Linked DNA regions of Homo sapiens: regions 2 and 3 are each linked to region 1. The links are chromatin loops, found by intact Hi-C in ENCODE. Cell type or tissue: chondrocyte. All regions are shown on one strand. Region 1 holds the start of PPP4R3A (protein phosphatase 4 regulatory subunit 3A). Region 2 overlaps FBLN5 (fibulin 5). Region 3 holds the start of TC2N (tandem C2 domains, nuclear).

What was found. Hi-C counts contacts between places; a loop is a spot of excess contacts. Peaks named below come from ENCODE experiments on the same cell type or tissue, not always from the same donor. Only the 100,000 strongest peaks of a DNase experiment are listed, where the experiment ranks them.
Region 2: it touches region 1 in a loop (3-fold over the local background); 3 of 110 quality-filtered maps call a loop at or near these places.
Region 3: a loop joins it to region 1, with 3 times the contacts of the local background. A loop is called at or near these places in 3 of 110 quality-filtered maps.

What each region holds. Positions count from the first base shown.
Region 1 is chr14:91,507,905-91,511,904 of GRCh38, forward strand. It overlaps PPP4R3A (protein phosphatase 4 regulatory subunit 3A), which reads right to left and starts at 2,406. Exons shown (of 15, transcript NM_001366432.2): 1 at 1,602-2,406. The coding sequence starts at 1,743. RefSeq lists enhancers at 1,006-1,657, 1,658-2,308, 2,126-2,405 and silencers at 1,416-1,465, 1,716-1,775, 1,786-1,885, 2,466-2,665. In chondrocyte, no CTCF peak of the experiment used is centred here; DNase peaks (open chromatin) are centred at 1,603 and 2,447.
Region 2 is chr14:91,895,702-91,899,701 of GRCh38, forward strand. The region is part of intron 4 of FBLN5 (fibulin 5); the gene reads right to left. Among named protein-coding and RNA genes, the nearest start is that of TC2N, 30 kb to the left of the region's middle. RefSeq lists an enhancer at 1,410-1,923. In chondrocyte, no CTCF peak of the experiment used is centred here; no DNase peak of the experiment used is centred here.
Region 3 is chr14:91,865,105-91,869,104 of GRCh38, forward strand. TC2N (tandem C2 domains, nuclear) reads right to left here and starts at 2,432. Exons shown (of 12, transcript NM_001128596.3): 1 at 2,158-2,432. RefSeq lists an enhancer at 2,598-2,647. In chondrocyte, no CTCF peak of the experiment used is centred here; no DNase peak of the experiment used is centred here.

The sequences.
Region 1 (4,000 bases):
TGAGGTCAGGAGTTTGAGACCAGCCTTGGCAACAGGGCAAAATCCTGTTTTTATTTTTTTGAAAGTAAAAAATTAAAAAGAAATCTACGGATACTTTCATCTCATAAGAAGCTGATACAAAAAGTCCATACCTTCCAACATACTATGTAAAGTTTTCCAAATGTGTGAAAGATCTAGAGTAGGTTATTATGTGAGTCACATACAAAATTACACTAACACTTGACATTCAAATTGTATTTTAAGAAGCCAATAACTCAGGCCCAGAAAAATACACCCAACATTCAAAAATTTTTAAATGCCTCCAAAAGAAAATAATTTCTCTCCAGATTTAAGTTACTTTGGGTAACCTTATAACCTGTGGGCAATATACTCCAGATTACCACTTTCAATTTAAATAGAACATCAATATTCCCAGAGTCTTCAATTACAGAAGGGCTAGTCTTGTTGGTTTTTCATGGAATTGGAGTTCTGGGGAGAGTCCAATTGAAGAAAATTCCTTGAAATTAGTTTGCAATAATTCAGATACAGAATCGCTACAATCATAATAAACTGGCATCGTTAGCAACTGCAAAATATAAACTAATGTACAAAAAGAAGTGGAAGATAACTTACTTTCACGTTTGGAAGTAACAATTTGAGAATAGTTTTACCCCACTTGAGTATTTTAAGTGAAATTCACTGTATATCGCCAAAAACAGTGGCAATCCCTACAGAGAATAAGCCTTTTAAAATATGAAACAGCACATGTGGAAAAAAGAAAAAACGTGAAACACTTATTTTCAAACAACTTAGTCTTTGAACCTTGAGGGCTGTTTCAAAATTTGTGAAGCATAAACACTAGGGAAGATCCGAAAGGTTTTAAAAATTATCTGCCAACTTCTCTGCACCTGTTAACCAAATTATGAACACCCATTTAAGCAATCAAAAAAAGCTCATATGATTCCAACTTTGCAAGATGTTTATATAGTAAGCTACACACAAAATTCTGCATTACTATAAAAAAGACAACCAACACTGGTGAACGAAAATCTTCGCAAGGGAAAGCGTTTTCTCTTAGTGTAGAGTTGCCAGATACAGTGTTGCCAAGCTTCAACACGATCAGAAACATGTAGCAAAAAGATGTTTAAAAAGAAAAACAAAAAAAGCACAGCAAAACGTTCTTCAAAGTGTGAAAGGTCCAAGAACTTTCTTAGCTCCAAGCAAAGTTTCATGCCTGCTTTACAGATGGGTGAACTAAGGCAGCAGATCGGATTAATCAGTGTCTTTCTCAAGGTCACTCTAGTGCAAAAGAACAGCACACTCCGGACTCCCTATCTCAGGTCCTCGACCTCTCCACACTCCAGGGCGGCACAGCTCAAACACGCTTGGCTCTCCTCGTACCCAAAATGCCACCAGGCACTCAGAGAAAGGAAACATTTCAAGCGCTCTCCGGGGAGCTCCCGCAAGACTGGGGTACCTGGGGCCCGTCCTCCCCCGAGGTGGCCGCCCTCCCCAGCCGTCCCTCTGTTCTCGTGGAGCGAGCGCCATGCCCCGCAAGAACCAGGGAGGCGGCCCAGGGCCGTGGGGGCTGCGAGGGTCCCGCCGCGCGGGGCTTCACTTACCGTCGCTCTCAGCCCTGACAAGCAGGGACATGCCCTTCAGCCGCTCCACGTAGCCAGACGACACATGCCCGGTGCCCCGGTCGTCCCACTGCCGGTCCTCGTTGAGCGTGTACACCTTCACCCGCCGCCGGGTGTCGGTCATCGTGCCGCCCGGGAACCGGGGCGGGGGCCCCGCCAGTAGACGCCCAGGAAAGGGGCCCTGGAGAGGCGAGGGGCGAGGCGTGAGGGCGCCCGCGAGCGGAGGGCTCCCCGGCCTCACTGCCGCCGCTGGGCGCCGCGGGGCCGCGCCGCCGCCTGCATGGCCCGCTCCAGGGACCGAGCTCTGGGCCGCCGCCTTTCCTCGCCTCCGGCTCCCCGGCGCTATTGTCCAGGCCTGGCGAGCCCGGCGCCCGGCAGCCCCGAGGGGGCCGCGCAGCGCTTCGTAGCCTCCCGCCCCGCAGCGCTAGGAACTCGGGGCTCCCGTCACTGCCCTGCTCCCGCCTCCGCCATGATCTCCGCGAAGCAGCTTCCCGCGCCGCCGCCGCCTCCTCAGGCCGCCGCCGCCGCCGCCATATTTTCCTTCCTTATACCTGGCCCTGCCACCGCGGCCAGTGGCTCCCTTCCGCTCCCCCTGTTTTAAACGTCAGAAGCCGACAGGCGCCTGATCCTGCTGCAACTGCTACCACTGCCCGGGAGACTCTGAGGGCCCCCGGCCGCCCAAGCGACCCGGACTAGTGGAAGTCGGTTTCCCTCCGCCGCCGTCTCTTCCGTCTTCCTCACACAGCCAAAACCGCCGCCATCTTGGTTCGCCCCTCAAAAGCGGCGCGCGGGGCCACCCAGGGAGCAGCTGCAGGGGCGGCTCGTAGCCCCACCATTTAAAGAGACAGCAGCGAGACCGGGAGCCTTACTGCGGCGGAGGCTTCCGACGGAGGCGGGAGGCGGGCGCGGAGTTGCCGAGGTGGCGGGAGCGCAGGGAGCGGAGGAGGCGGGACGCAGATTGCGCCGGTGACAGCCCGAGGCTCCCTCCCGCCTCCTTGCACGCACCGTCGTGCGAGCGCTGGGCGGTGTGTGCGTCCGTCGCGCCCTGTGTTCGTCATCAGCCCCGCTCCAGGATGCACGAGGGGCGTGGATACGTTTGCGGCCTCTGCCCGCGGGCCCCGGCGCTTCGGCCTCGCCTCCGCCCGCCGCCACCTTCCCTTGTTCCTGCCCCGTCCCTGCCTCTGCCCCTGCCCCTGGCCTGCGGACGCCGGGCAGCGTGGGCCTGGGCCCCTACCCGCTTCCGAGAGCGTTTTCCCGGGGCCGCCTTTATGGCTGAGTCGGGCGCTCGGGACCCACCCGGCGCCTTGCGGACTTGAGGGAATGAAATGGAAACGCTTCCGGGGAAGGTCGCGGGTGTGGGCGCCTAGGTCGGCGCAGCCTTGGGAGCCGCCGTGGGTCGCGGACTGGCGTGGCCAGTGTGGAAACTTGGGACTGTTTGCGATTTCTGGGCGTGGGACCGAGTTCCAAGTGACAATTCTAAAACTTCACCTTACAGCCTAGGCAAGCCCCAAGTGCTCCATTCCTTCATCCCTATCAGAACTGTCTGCCAGCCTTTCTTGTCGGAAAAGGAACTTAAGGCGCTCACAAAAACAAATGCGACACTGTGTAATCGGGAGGAGTAATTCTCAGCATTAGGTAGTCCTGTGTTTTGAAGACCTACTTGATGTCAAGTATTGTTGATCTTCACAAAGGAATATCATTCTCGTTCCTATCATGCAGCTCATATGCCACCATTTTGGTGGCTTTTACCATTTGCCAGGCCTTGCCAGGTCGGGCTTGTCCGCTCGGAATATAATGCAGCCACACACATAACTTTAAATTTTGCAGTAGCCACAAAAAGTACGAAGAAACTGGTGAAATTAGTGTTAACGTTTTAGTGCGGTATTTTCAAAAGTTATTTCAATAATCAAATTACTAATGAGATATACGTACAATGTCTTAAAAATGTGATATATTTTGTCCTTCCAGCAAGTCTCTGTTGGGATACTAAATTTTCATCAGAAATATCTACGTTTAGATTTTATTGAAAAAAAATTTTTTTTGAGACAGGGTCTCTCTGTCACCCATCCTGAAGTGCAGTGGCTCAGTCTCAGCTCACTGCAGCTTCAACCTCCTGGGCTGAAGCGATTCTCCCATCTCAGCCTCCCAAGTAGCTGGGACCACAGGTGCGCAGCACCACTGCCAGTTAATTAATTAAATTTGTTATTATTTTTTTTTTTCGGTAGAGACGGGTTTCACTGTTGCCCGGGCTGGTAGAGTTTATTAAATTTACAGTTGAAAATGTAGATTCACATATTCTGTTATTCCAATCATACTTAAAAGTTTTCCAAAAGCTGAATCAAGTATCAGTTTTTAAATTTAGCTGGGCGCGGTGGCTCACG
Region 2 (4,000 bases), 390 kb after region 1:
CTGGGAGGATCGTTTGAGCCCAGGAGGTGGAGGCTGCAGTGAGCCGAGATCGCACGACTTCACTCCAACCTGGGAGACAGAGTGAGACCCTGTCTCAAAAAAAAAAAAAAAAAAAAAAAAAGTTCCCTGCCAACAGAAGCTGGCAGTCCAGTTGCTTAATGGTATTCACCCGTGAAAATCTTTCGGTCTGAAGCTCTCCAGTCTTCGCTCCACTCCATAGTTCCTGGGGCTAATCTCTGTCTGTCCTCTGCTCACAGCAAGTCTCTCTATGCTGCTCTAGAGCCCACTGCCATCTGTCTGGTGGCATGAAGATACTTGCATCCACCTCGGTCCCTTCTTAACTTAGAGCTTCAGAGCACAGATATCGAGCCATATTCATGGTCATTCCCAAGCCATCTGGTGTGGACAGTCAGTGCTCAAAACTGTTTGTTGAAACTGAAACATCCTCCTCCCCTTTCTCCCCTGCACTGCACTTTAGGGGAGAGCGCCCAAGATCCTGAAATGGACCTCCCGATGCCACACTCTCACTTTGACCTAAAGGAAGAGACTTTTCATTAAATATTCACACATTAATTTACTCCACAAGGATCCACGGTGCCTCCTGGATCTGCCTGGTCCAGAGGACCCCAAAACCTTTTCTCCTTGTCAGCCCTGCCTTCACCTGCACCTTGGTGGGTCACCTTCCCTCCCCTCTTCATTCCTGCATCAGGGTTTGCTCATCTACACCTTTTCTCCACCTTCACCGAATGGACCATGGTGCAGTCGGAAGTAATACTGAAAGCTGCAATTCACTGAGCCTGTGTTATGTGCCTGACACCTACCTTGTTACTTGTATTTACTCTCACATCACCCTGTGAGGTGGGCTCACAATCCCCATTTTACAGATGGGAAAACTGAGTGGAAAGAGCTAGTAAGCACCAAGCCAAGAGCTGAGTCCAGGCCTCCCTGCCTGCCTGACTCTAAGTCTACTCCGTGCAGGTCTAACAGAGGTCATGCCACCCAGGACCAAGCAGATTCAGGGGGGAGCTGGCAGACTGGGCTGAGGGAGGGCTGAGCTTTTGTTGCTTTTTACTGACCCCACTCCCACGCTGTCTGCCTCCTGACACTGCAGATTGCAGACTTGATCATCATCCATTCAGTTGGCTTCTTTGAATACGTACGGTGGGGATGGGGGTGTCTAAGACCCAAAAGTGCAAGCTCCTTGAGGGCAAGGGCCTTGTGTAGCATAGGGCTTTGTGAGCTTCAGTAAAACGTTCAACTGGGTGAGCAGTGGTCCCTCGGCTTCAGGTGATATGGCTACAAATCCACCATCCACCTGCAACAGCCCAACACTAACAACGCTGATCAGTCCCCACCCTACCCCAAAATGACAGCTGTCTGGGAATCCTATGGAAGTGGCTTTCCCTCCTCTAAACATGAACGACCTCCAAGAACCTAGTGCCAAGATGACGGCAGCCTCCACTCCACCCTGATGTTAAGCATGTGCAGCCTCAGTGGCAAAGACCCAGCCCTGTTCTCAGCTGCAAGGACTCCAGCCTCCCCTTTGCCTCCCTTCCATGCAGCTCTGCCCACCGAGCACAGCCTCCCAGGGGAGCTGGTGAATAATGCTTGGCCAGAAGCTGCTCCTGCTCAAATCCACAGTGAAGTCTATGACAATAAATAGTGCCACTATCGGCTGGTGCGTATTTACATTTTCCCAGCAGGGAGTGATGGATGGCAATTGTGTGCTGGGAACAACACTGCCTTAGGAATTTCTGTTCTTTTTCCTGCCTTGAGGGGAATGAAGGGTGAGGGTGACCAACACAGGAGAAGAATCACTGGAGAGGCTTGGTGGCAGCAAGTTCCCAAGCCTCTGTGCTTGCGTAATTTGCATCCCACACAACTGTGCCTGCCAAGTCCTACAGAGAGAAACCAGACGCATGCCAGCAGGCCAGGCTGGACTCAGAAGGGCACAAAGGGCCCCATCGTGGGCATGTGTGCGAAGTATTCAGGCCGAAGATCAAAATCCTTGAAGTTCACTCTTTTAAAAACTCCAGCACTTTTACTGAACTAAAGAATTAACTCAGCCAGGCGCAGTGGCTCATGCCTGTAATCCCAGCACGTTGGGAGGCCAAGGTGGGTAAGATTGCTTGAGTCCAGGAGTTTGAGACCAGCCTGGGCAACATGGCAAAACCCTGTTTCTACTAAAAATACAAAAAATTAATCGGGTGTGGTGGCGCATACCTGTAGTCCCAGCTACTCAGGAAGCTGAGGTGGGAGGATCACCTGAGCCCAGGAAGTTGAGCCTATGGTGAGCCAAGACTGCACCACTGACCTCTAGCCTAGGCAACACAGCAAGACCCCATCTCAAAAAATAAAAGAATTAACTCAGTTATACGACACTTTTGTATTTGTTTTGTTTAAAATACAGATTTTAAAATTAAAATTTTAACTTTCACTAACTTGTTTAATGAATTGTCAATAGAAACTATATTTTGAGACGTCAATAAGTCCCTGAAGTTTTTTTTGGCGGGGGGGGCGGAATCTCTCACCTTTATAGCCTGAAAACACACCTGGTGTAATGCTGTGTCCCTGGTAATGTTCAAGAACTATTGAATGAATGAACACATGAACGGCAAACATCAATCCCTCGCAGCCCCCAGAAAGGTTTTTCCAGCCAACTAGCTGACAAGCCCATTTGGGTGTGTGTACTTTAAAAACAGCCACCACCACGCCAACCACTGTCAGCTTACACACCTGATGGAGCTAAAACTGGAAGTGTTCACACGGTGGGCTTTCTCGGGGGGAGGCTGAAAGACTCATCACACATTCCAGCTCACAGCGGAACTTCTTACATTAAATACATTTGACTTAAATCACAGAAGGAAAAATACATTGAATCACTCCAAGGACATTCTTTGGCAGGGCCTCCCTTTCCGCATCAGTGGAAAAGTACAAGCTATGACAACCTGAGCAAGGGTCAGTATCCTCATGGGCAAACAGGGTCTGCTTTCTTTTCCTGTGCAGTAGTCAGGAAGAGTCCCCTAAGAGAAAAGAATGCTGGGTGCATTCAATCCTTTATTCATTCACTTGCTCACTCATTCATTCATTCATTCTTTTTTTTTTTTTTTTTTTTTTTGCGACGGAATCTCGCTCTGTCGCCCAGGCTGGACTGCAGTGGCGCAATCTAAGCTCACTGCAAGCTCTGCCTCCCGGGTTCACACCACTCTTCTGCCTCAGCCTCCCGAGTAGCTGGGACTACAGGTGCCCACCACCACGCCCGGCTAATTTTTTTGTATTTTTAGTAGAGATGGGGTTTCACCATGTTAGCCAGGATGGTCTCTATCTCCTGACCTCGTGATCTGCCCGCATCGGCCTCCCAAAGTGCTGGGACTACAGGCATAAGCCACCGTGCCCGGCCCCCATTCATTCATTCTTTATGCTCTACAGCGGCTGTGTGTTCGTGTGTGTGTGTGTGTGTGTCCTCCCCAGCCTCCATGACCTTTGGAAGAGCTGGCATCAAGCATATTCCCTCCCGCTGTATGGTACCCAGAAGCAGACTTTACTGGGAGTTCTCTCATCTCCCTGCTCCCTCCTGGCTGCTGTCACACCAGTCGGGTGCCTGGGCACTTGGAGGATTCTGCCACAGCAACCATAGCTTGGCTCCCCACAGGTGAGGCAGTGACTATCTGCTGCCCAGATGACCAGCACCCTGGCAACTGGAGGAAAGCGCTCACCAGCTCTCCCAGAACCTGGAAAAGCCCAGCACTGCCCCTGCCAGGAAGAAGTCGTCATCTGCATCAAGCAGCACAGCTCTGGTGACCTTGCAGTCTCACCTGCACTGGCACCTCTCCCTTGAGACATCCACAGAGTGGCCTTCTCAATCTGAAACAACTGCTCACTTAGGAAAGTCATCAAAACCCATCAATATCACCTCCTCGATGCCTTCCAAGGAGGCCATAGACAGAAAGGGCTTTCAGGCCCCAGGACAGTGGCCTACATATTTGGGAAACTCTTTTAG
Region 3 (4,000 bases), 360 kb after region 1:
ATCCCAAATTCCTGAAAAAGTCACTGCCTGTCAACATGCAGTTCCCCTCTGAAAGAACACCAAAATGGCAATTCAGTAGATCACTCCTGTGTTGACACCTATTTTCTCACTTTAATGATTTATTTCTCTGATGGCTGCTGGCTAAGATTCATTATTAAGAACCATTAGTAAGTCAAACATTCTAACTGGAGGCTTTCATCCCCGCAAAAGCTACCAAAGTGATAAATTTTGCCTCTGTGCACTCCTTTGTCTTGGAGCCTCTTGGTTTTTTTTTTTTTTTTTTTTTAAAAAAACATCTTTTAGCTATGTTCAGGGATTCCAACAAAGATATCAGCCATTTGTTAAGTAACAGGACTAAGAAATTTGAAAACAAAAATATCAGCACAAGGAACAATCTGTATATTTGTTTGTAGTTTATAAGCATTGGCCAATTCCAAAATAATGAAGAGATTTGCTAAGTGCTCACGTTTTTTTTCAGATAAAAAAATATTGCATTTAAAGTAAACACAAATTGTATCAAAAAGAAAAAGTTTATCTAGCATTTATTAGTGTTTCCTTTCAAAATACTTAATAATTCTAAGCAGAGGCAACTTATTCTAAATTTCAAACACATGTCTATAAATTTTCATAAGAATTTTTCTTGTATAAAACAGATGTCTTAATAATTTTTAAAATCTAACTAAAATAATTTTGTGGACCCTGCTACTGCACCTACCACATTATATTCCAGTTTTGTCGTGTATGCTGCATAAACCCCTGGCTAAAGGTGTTATTAAAAAGTTATTAAAGTTTTAGATTAACTTTTTATAAAGTTTTAATAACTTTTAAAGTTATTAAAAAGTTATTAAAGGTGTTATTAAAAAGGTGTTATTATAAAGTTATCGGTGGACTGTCTATCCTGTTCATGTCTCTGAATCCAGCAACCGGCTTAACCAAAGTGGATTCTTAACCAAAGTATGTGATCCTCTCAAGACAAAGACCTTTTACAAACAATATTTCATCTGGCAAGAGGGGAGTAGAGGAGAGTTCCTTTGTCAAGTCTTCTCTCTGTGGGTGACCCCGTTGGCTCAGAATGAACAACTTGGGCACATTACAGTAACCACCCAGGCCACAAAAATGCGTTGAAACCACTGAAAATGAAATAATCAGACCTACTTAAATGTTTTTACCATCTGGGCAAATAACACCCCAAGGGCCAAGACTTACCTAAGAAAGTGTCTGAAGTATGTTACCCAAGCCTGAGAGGCAACAGGTAGGTGGATTTTGTGCCAATTAGAAAGTGTTATGATTGGCAAACCACTGCAAAACTCTGAAATTGCAGTGAAATGGAAATGCTGGCTGTCATCCCCAAAGTACATTTCAAGGAATCACAAAACTTCAGAATTAGAAGCAATTATTTAGGATGAACGTTTTCACCCACATGAAAGTTGGAAGATGAGGTGGTAACACGAGAGCTTTTGCAGGCGTCCCTACTCTTAATCCTGCGCCCCTTCCACCTTGGTACCCTTCATTCTTCAGGACCTGATGGAGTGGTACAAAGCAGAGGTCACTTGACAAGCTCAGCCCAGCTCCTGGATGGGGCAAAGCTGACAAGGAATAGGCACAGGGAGCCTGGAGATCTCAGGGTCCAGGAAACAGCCTGCCCCATTAGAACTGCACAGCAGAGCACAGCACTGGGATCAGAGAGCAGGCTCATCCCCAGTCTTGTACAAAAAATAACATTTGATGATTCCCAAGGGGTAGGTAAAGCAAGTAGCATTTGGGGTTCCAGCAGCCTCTAGAACTGTTTCCCAAATGTTTGGAGCTTGACTTTGCAGTATACACTTTGCCCTGGACTGTTTTTCTCTTAATTTTTAGGCCCAAGTGTATTTTAAGGTAAATGGATCCCACATGCCTCTGGTGCATTTACACTGAACCCATCAGACCACATTTTGAAAGCGCAATTTGAGGTCCAAGAAGCCCTTGGAGGCTGCTTTTATGAGCCTGAGTTTCTTTTCTTAGAAGCAGGAAGCCACATTTTGACATGAACAAATAAAACACAAACCTTAAAGACTCGGATCTGGTTCCAAATGTGGCACCTCTGAAACCAGTGGGTCCTCAAATCATCAAGACAGAAAGCTTCCCAGTTTTCTTTTTGAGAAGTTCATGGAGACTTACCCCTGTGTTCTGTTGAGCCCAGAGGCAGTGGTTCGGAGGCGCTCGGTGCAAAGCTCACGTAAACCTTCAGCATTTCTGATTCCATCCTTCTTCCCAGCCCCTGAGTCTCCCTACACAGCAGGGACCCAGGCTCACTGCTGCCTTCTGGCCTTTGCTTTTCGGAGCCGAGCTGAGTGAGTCCCAAGGGAATCACCCTCTGTTTTATAAGCTTTGAAACCAGAGCATCCTGAGCCATTTGGTGCTGATGTGATTGCTAACACCACTTGACCCTGACTGAAGAACCACAACTAGGCATGGTTTAGATGTGCTTAGTTAGAGAAAAAAATAACCACAGCCAACAGCAAAGTGAGGTGTGTGGTGTGGGTGTGAGAAATGCTCTTGGGGTGAGGAGGGAGGACTTGCAGCTTCTTGGATGCTACAGGGCGTGGAACATGCTGTTTCCTTCCACTGAAGGCCTAAGATACTACTAAGTGGAACAGGAGAATTCCCTGGCCCCCTCACAGGATGTGCAACAGGGGTGTGGCTCTCTCTTCAGCCACCCCAAGCTAAAACCCCTTATGGGAAGGGGAGCACGCAGACAGGCAGGTGCAGGAACCAGGGTGAGCACTTTTGGGCCCCAGCCCCATGACAGCATCCCGGGGTCGGTGTCTGTGACTTCCAAAGCCCGAGTAGGCACTGAAACAGTGCAGTCTTTCAGCCTTGCCATCCGTGGACAGCTTAAGCGTTAACCAGCTTAGTGGACCCTCTCCCTTTTTGCCAGGGCAGAGGGCCAGTGTGACAGTTTCCTGTATCCCGAGCTCTTGTCCAGCATCCCGGAGGGATCAGGTCACACATGGATTTGCAGGATGAATGCAGGGGTTTTATTGAGTGGTGGAGGTGGCTCTAAGTAGGATGGATGGGGAGCTGGACAGGGGATGGAGTGGGAAGATGATCTTCCCCTGGAGTTTGGCCATCCAGTGGCCAGTTTTCAGATCGTCTCCAGTCGAATTCCTCCCAATGTTCCTTCTCTTCTCTCCTTCTTTGCCGTGCTTTTCTGCCATTCATGTCTGCTCATCTTCTTGTCTCCCCGTCTGCTTCTGGAGCCTGGAGCCTGGGGTTCAGGGTTTATATGGGTACAGGATAGGGGACATGGCAGGCCAAAAGGCAACTTTTTAGGGATGAAAACAGGAATGGCTGTCCTCATTTAGGGCCATGGGTACCCAGGCTTGAGGGTGGGGCCTTTGCCAGGGAACCACCCTCTTCTACCCAGTATTTCCCTGTCTCCTGTCCATATCACAAGGATCTGTGGAATGCCTACTAAGACTAGGGGTCCAGGACACAACTCCTGATAGGCACTGTGGGGGTCCTTAATGAATACCTCACCAACAGGTAGGATGGGAGCACCCTCAGATGGATCTGTAGACTCCACCTCAGCTATCAGGGAGTGCACTTTTTTCCTGAAGCCTTGGGTTGATTCCTGGGATGGCACATAAAGACAGCCATCCCAACCTGTTCTCCTGTGACTTGCAATGTTGACTCTCTTGGCCCCTGCACAGGGTTCTAAGACTTGAAGGATGTCCAGAGGCCCTGACCAGGAAAAGAATAATGTATCCTACAATGAGCAGAAAAGACATTGAGGGCAAGGCAGCTAGGGCTCCAGCCCCATCTGTCCACCTCTCTTTCTAGGGTTTATAACAATACATTCTCAACTCTGGCTACATAGTCAAGTTTTCAAAAATCCTGATGGCCGGGCCCTACCTAAGCCCAATGACATCAGAGTGTCTGGGGGCATGTCCCGGGGAATCAATCTTTCCTCCAAAGTTCTACTGGTTATCCGTCTATGCAGCCAGGGTTGAAGGCCACT